Linked DNA regions of Mus musculus: region 1 is linked to region 2. A link is a contact called in ENCODE Hi-C data. All regions are on one chromosome and are shown on one strand. The core of a region is the stretch at or near the end of the contact, and the rest is flanking DNA. Distances in the headings are between cores, read along the strand shown. Region 1 holds the start of Cit (citron). Region 2 overlaps Rab35 (RAB35, member RAS oncogene family).

The links. Hi-C counts contacts between places; a loop is a spot of excess contacts on that map.
Region 1: a map of T-helper 17 cell shows a loop between it and region 2 (2.9-fold over the local background). The contact joins the promoter of Cit here to the enhancer-like site in region 2. A Hi-C loop is called at or near these places in 1 of 37 maps with a recorded cell type or tissue (T-helper 17 cell).

Annotation. Positions count from the first base shown.
Region 1 is chr5:115,844,148-115,847,369 of GRCm38, forward strand. Cit (citron) reads left to right here and starts at 1,509. Exons shown (of 47, transcript NM_007708.3): 1 at 1,509-2,319. The coding sequence starts at 2,224.
Region 2 is chr5:115,634,041-115,637,656 of GRCm38, forward strand. The region is part of intron 1 of Rab35 (RAB35, member RAS oncogene family); the gene reads left to right. Among named protein-coding and RNA genes, the nearest start is that of Rab35, 3.9 kb to the left of the region's middle. Within about 2 kb of position 1,636, at least 1 of the 3 ENCODE cell types and tissues checked has a DNase peak (open chromatin) inside an H3K27ac peak, as active enhancers do.

The DNA.
Region 1 (3,222 bases), core at 259-2,758, 210 kb after region 2:
CGGACCCTAGGTGCCTTATTTCCTGGCGTTGCTGTCTTGATTTTTTACACTTGTCTCTTTTGTGTGTGTGTGTAGGTGCACTGTGCACTTATGTGCAGGTGCCCGCAGAGGCCAGAAAAGATCATCTGATCCTTTGGAACCGGAATTACAGGGAGTTGTGAGGGGTTTGAGGTGGGTGCTGGGAATCAAGGGAAGATCCCCTGGAAGAGTCGCAGAGCCATTGCCCCAGCTTTTGCCATTGCGTTAGACAACACTATTTCGAGCTCGCTCTCTAGAATGCGTTTCACGGTTACATAATTTAGAAAAGCTATTCCTAGTAGTCATAGAGTGCAGAGAGCCTCACTCAGTGTTAGCAAATACTACACTCCTTTTTCGAGATTGCCCCTTCACAGGTCAGTTTACACCCTACCCTTGTGTGAATGTAAACAGCGCCGCCTCTTCACAAACACCTTCCCCCACATTGCTAACGAGGCTGGGCACTTTCCACACACTGATGGCCACTGGGTTTTCTCATTGAGAGAAGGGGGCGGTCTAGTGATCCTGGCTTAAATTTACTTGAACATATCTTTGTGGTGAGACCTCACGATCTTGCTGCGGCTCAACCCAAAGGTACAAGGCAGGCAGGCTGGAGTGGGTTCCGATTACTCCTCTGCCTCAGCTGTACCGCACAGCTTCCTGATTCCCCCCCACGTAACCCCGGCGCCTACGTTAGGCGTGGGCGATGGCTCAATTGAGTGCATTCCTGCAGAGGGCTGGAGTTTGTTTCCTAGCATCCTTATCTGAGGCAGGCAGTTCGGGCAGAGCTCCCCGCAGGAGCTCGGACAGAAATGGACAGCGCCGCAGACTCCGCAGGGGACCCCATCTCCAAACACAGCATCCTGCCAACCGCCAATTTCAAACTTCCCAGCCCAACCCCGCCTGGATTCCTTTGCCCTCTTTCTATTGGTCGCTAGTCAAAGGAAGAGACAATGTGATTGGCTTTTCCATTTCACTTCCTCTAGCCCTCCGAGATCTGGGCGGGTCCTGGTGGAGACCCCCGCTGTCCATCAGTAGATGGCGAGCGCTGATTGGTTGAGGCACGGCCGAGACCTGCCCACGTCGTTTCCTTCAAACGTTGGGGCGGGAGACTCAGGGCGGAGCGGAGCGGGGCGAATGTAAGCCGGGGGTCTGCGGAGTGTGAGTCCAGTTTGTGTGTGTGTCTGTTGGGGGATTGGAGAGGCTCTGGGCGGGGGGCAGTCCCCTTTCCCAGGTCTCCCTGGTCGACCCCGTTCATACAGAGCCCACTTTCCCACCCAAGGCCTCAGGATAGCGGGGGGAGGGGGCTCCTGAGGGTCTGCTGCGGCTGCAGCATGGGTGTGCTGGGGGTAGCCCGGGGTCTGTGGGTGCAGCCCTGGGGGCGGGACAATGGGTTCAACCCAGTGTCTCTGGTTCGTCCTTGGGGTGTCCTGGGGGAAGCCTGGGGTCTGGGGCAGGAGTTGTTGTTAGTGTCTCTGGGTGTGCTGCCGGAGGACCTCAGGGCCCCTTAAAGAGGACCCATTCCCCTGTAGACCAGTCTCTGTCCCCTGCAAGCTTTACCTGCATTCTTGCCCATGGCGCTTCCCATTTTCTGTGTGATCTTATCTCCCTCACTTAATCTCTCTGTTCCTGTGTCTTCATTCTATGAGCTGGACTGAGGCCTTGGGTGGGAAAGTGGGCTCTGTATTCTATTCCGTGCCTAACCCAGCGCCTCCTTCTTGTGTCTTTCTCCCTCTCTAGCCTATCTGGTCAGTCAGGCAACCGATCTTCCTCAGGATCATTGATCTCTGTACCCTCCAGGGGCAGTGAACCTTCCTTTCCCTGGGATAATCCTCAAGGCTCACTGATCAAACCCTTTGGGCTTGGTTCACAGGTTAGGTCTATGTAGCTACGCGACATCAGATATTTGTGTTCGTCAGGGTTTTCTAGGGGAAAAGAGCTGGTAGAATGGAAAAGTGGAGATTTATTAGGCTGCAGTCTGCTAGTCCACCAATGGCTGGTAGTTCTTTTGGAAATGATTTATTTCCATCCCTTATGTGTATGAGTACCTTTGGCCTTCCTGTGTCTGTGCCCCATGTGCCGTGGAGGCTGGTCGCCACCTCCTCATCCTGATCTCTTTAGGGAGACACGACTCTGCCAAGCCCTTCCTGCCTTCAATGTCAGTACCCGCTTGACTTTCCCCAGTGTTCCTTCGGCGTTGGCGGAGAGATGTTGAAGTTCAAGTATGGTGTGCGGAACCCGCCGGAGGCCAGTGCCTCCGAGCCCATTGCCAGTCGGGCCTCCAGGCTAAATCTCTTCTTCCAGGTAAGCAGCTGCCAGCCAGCGATGCACACCCGTGTCTGCTGTGGTAGCCGTCTTTGGTTGTATTATGGACAGAGACTGGTATTCTTAGGGTAATCCTGTTTGTTCTTTTACATGTCCTGCCTGAGCTGGACTGAGGTGCCACTGTGCTGATGATTACGTACGTGGCTGGACGTGCCCCAGGGGAGTCCCCTCATTTCTCATACTCCACACTTTTTTTTTTTAAGATTTATTTATTATTATATGTAAGTACACTGTAACTGATTTAAGACACACCAGAAGAGGGCATCAGATCTCATTACAGGTGGTTGCTGGGATTTGAACTTAGGACCTCTGGAAGAGCAGTCAGTGCTCTTACCCGCTGAGCCATCTCGCCAGCCCATACTCCACACTTTTAAACTTTTGCTTCTTTCAATGGAAGAAACCAAAATTGTCTCTAGGGTGTATTTGTGTGTGTGCGCGCGCGCGTGTGTGCACGCACACGGGCCTGTCTGTCTGCATCTGTCTTGTGTCTGGGTACCCAGAGAGGCTAGAAACTAGCTTTGGATCCTTTGGATGTGGGAGCTGGTATTACAGGTGTTTGTGAGCTGCCTGTGTGGGCCTTGGGATCCAGATTGTGGTCCCCTGAGCCATCTCTTCAGCCCCAGTGTAGAATAATCTAATTTATAATCTTATTCCATACGAGGGATATCTGTTCTCTCTCTTTTTCTTTTTTTCTTTTCGAGACAAGTTTTTTTCTATTACGTAGCTCTGGCTGACCTAGCACTCAATATGTAGACCAGGTTGGCCTTCAAATCACAGAGCTCCACCTGTGGCTGCCTCCCAAGTCCTGGGGCTAAAGGCTTGGGCCAGCTTCCGCACCTGGCAGCTCTCCTGCTCTTTAGATTAAACACCACGCCTACATTC
Region 2 (3,616 bases), core at 386-2,885:
AGATTCGGTGTGAGTGCAGGCCCAGCTTATGGGGAAGGAGGAGACACTATGCTGTTGGGTTTCTCCTGCCACGGAGATGACACTCAGGAACCTGGGAGATGGAAGCCAGGGAGCAGGGACCATGACATCACCGCCTGATTGCCCTGGCCCCTTGACTGTGTGCTTCTGAAGGTGTATCAACTGATCCACAGACACTCTGTTATCTGATGCTCACCCATGGTCTCTGTGGTTTGTCAGATAAGGAAACCAAGGCTCAGAGGAGAAGCCTTCGCTGCCCTAAGCTTTAGCAGCAGAGCTGTGAGTTCTAATCCCATGTGCTAACCCTGAGAGCAGGCGGCATTGGGCTGGCAGGCAGCGGGCCTCACCGGATCCTAGTGTAGCGGCTTTCAAGTCTAAGTTCTCCTCCCCCCCCCTCTGCAATGTGGTACACACTTCTGGAATGTATTCCCTGGACATGGGCATCTTTTCCTTATACCCGAGGTCCTGTCCTCTCAGCTGTCCTGACAATGGCTTTTGGTTTGTAACCGTACCCACTGGTGCCAGTCACCCTCATTCTCAGAGCCTGGAGGTTACACTAGTTAAAATCCTTCTCTTAACAGATGTGTAGACGGGAGCTGAGAGGTGGGCATGGTTGGTCTGCGGGTACAGGAGAATGTGGTCACTGAGGCAGAGTTAAAGTTGATGCCGCTTTACCTGAGTTTGCAGCAGGCTGGTTAGGTCTGTGGCCCCAGGAGAGCAGTGGGCAGAGCTGGGGTAGGTCTGTGGTACCATGCAGGGGTGAAGGGTGGTCAGCGGTGACATCCCTGTCTCCCAAGAGGCATCAAGTGTAGCATAGCAAGCCTTCAGGTTAGGTGGCAGAAGAAAGTGCTGCTGTGCTGGAGGTGGGCCCTGGACTTCTTCATTGGGTGCATCTGTAGGGTAGATAGCAGCTGGGATATTTGGGAGGTGGCACATCTTGGTTTCTGTTCCTCTCAGGAAGAGCAGAGTTGGAGGTTGGTATCAAGTCCCATGGCAGCAGACCATGTTGTGACTAGTGGGTTTTCTGCAGCCAAGGATTTCAAGTCCTTGCTGGCACTGCGGATGGTACCTCTCTCTCCCTTGGCTATTATAGATACATGAGACTAGGATAATTGATGTTGGTGATAATGATTGATGATGGTGGTGATAATAGAGGTGGTAAGGGTGGTGGTGATGATGGAGGTGGTGTCGGCAGCCAGATGTGGTATTGCACATCTTGAAACCAGCACAGGTAGGTGGCTTTGTGCTGCTGAGGCCAGTTTGGTCTGCATTGAGAGTTCCAGGCCAGCCAAACCCTGTCTAAGGGGGAAAAAATCCTGCCGTCTCCTGCCCCTCAAGTTTTAAGCGCTGCTTCCCTGGCGGCTGGGGATGCTGCTGTAATAGCATTGTGTAGCATGGCTTCACTGAGACTGTCAGCTTGTGGAGGGGCATTAAATGGTAGCTATGAAGTCCTGGGCTCAGCTCATGGCTCTGAATGAACACATAGGGTGAGGGAAGGGAGGTCTAGGTCCTGGAGAATTCACTGCTCAGTGGCTAGAAAGAGCTTTTAGCTGAGTAAGCTGGACTTAGAAGACTTTCAGGAGGAAGCAGAGGCAGCAGTGGGCCAATGGGGTGTCAGTGACAGGCAGACACCGTGAGGACCAGCCCAGAAGCCGGGCTGTCTTTGGGTTTAGCAGGAAGCCTCATGGCGGAACAATGAGGAAGTGATGCAAAGCAAGGGCATTCATTGTGAGCAGAGGGCTGAGCTACAGGTGCGCCGATGCTTTGACTGGTGCTCAGCAGCAGAGCATCCTCCCCAGACCCTCCTTGGGAAGGTAGAACCCCGTTGGACTCAAGTTCTTCACTGGAGTGGCCTGGAGAGGGTGTCTGGGGTTGGGTTAGAAACAGTTGTACAGCTGTCTGCAGCAGTGGTTTGCAACCTTGGCTACTTGAGCGCTGGGGTGGAACTGCCCTGTCTTTCAGAACTGGAGTCAAGCTCTGGGCTTCTCTCATAATAGGGACATACACTTAAATTTTGATTTTAGTCACGGGGCATTTTTGGTGTCCTAGGATAGGATTTGGTGCCTCTGAAGGCGTCTCTGTTCGACATAGAACAGACGGGAGGTGTATGGGAGCCGTGGGGTCACTTTATGCTGGTTCCTGTAAAGGCTGCACGAGGAGGATGGCTGACACGACATGCTCTGCTTATTTTTTATAAATATATATACATACATATATATATATATATATACACACACACACACATACACACACACACACATACACACACACACACACACACACACACACACATACACACACACACATACACACACACACACACACATACATACACACACACACACACACACACACACACACACACACATATATATCTTTTGGCTGCTTTTGTTTTAAGTCATGCTTCATTACTGGGATACACTGTGCTTGTTCTTGTGTAGCAGTTCCACAGAAGTGAGGATGTCTGGGGTATTTAAAGTTTTCTTGGTACTGCAAAATTGCTTTTCAAAGAAACTGAAGTCATTTGCATTTCTATTAAAGGGGCTGAAAATGCCCCCATTCAGGGCTAGGAGTATAGTTCAGTTGGTAGAATGTTTGTTTCACATGCACAGAGTCCTGGGTTCGATCCCCAGCATCCCTATAGCCCCAGTATTTGGGAGGTAGAGGCAGAAGAATTGGATTCAAGGTCATCCTGTACTACTGTGAGTTCAAGTCTGACTGAGGCTAGGTGGTAATTAATCTCCAACACCACCCCCCCCCAAAAAAAAGAGGGGGAGAAGGGAAAGGAAGAAGGAAGGAAGGAAGGAAGGAAGGAAGGAACAAACAAGCTGGCAGGCTCTCAGCAGAGGTGTCCAGTGCTGCTCCAGAAGCCTGGACTTGAATCTGGGCTTACTTTTTACTGGGGGAACCTTAGGTCTTAGCTGCTCATTCCGTAAGCCTTGGTTTCCTCATGTGAAGAGACAGAGTTGGAATTCTTGGGAGCATCAGGAGCCACCACATAGACTTGAGTGTGCGACTATCTTTATTCTGAGGCTGGCTGATCTAGCCACTTTGGGGTGGTGGAGGCAGAGGGCAGGAGGCAGGTTGGTGTTCTTGCCAACCAGAGTCACTGTGTTTGGCGGTCTGGAGGGGGCGGGCGAGCAGGCGGGCATGTTTGCAAGGCACATCAAGGAGCTGCATTGGCAAGTCCAGAGGCCCAGGCACTCGGGTGGTCACCAAGTAGGGGTTCTGGTCGTGTGATCCTCACTTTCTTCACCTACAGAATATCCCTGATAAAATCAGGGGCTCTTTCCACCTTTGAGTTTCTGTGCAAACTAAAGTGGCATGAAGTTTGCTGAGGACGCACTTGGACAGGTCTCGTTTGCTTGACCTTCCTCTTGCGTGTCTCTGTTGTCTGGTGTCTTCCTCCAGGCTGCTGGGGCAGCCCACAGAGCAGGGCCTGGGCATGAGTCCCTCCATCATCTCCCCCAGAGGGTTTGGGAGCAGCTTGTCTTACATGAGACGGAGGGAAAGGTCAGCGATTGAGTGGAAGATGTTCTTGCTGTGCGGGGAGACAGGCTGCCCTTGAGAAGAATTCTGGCCCCACTGGGCTAAGGAA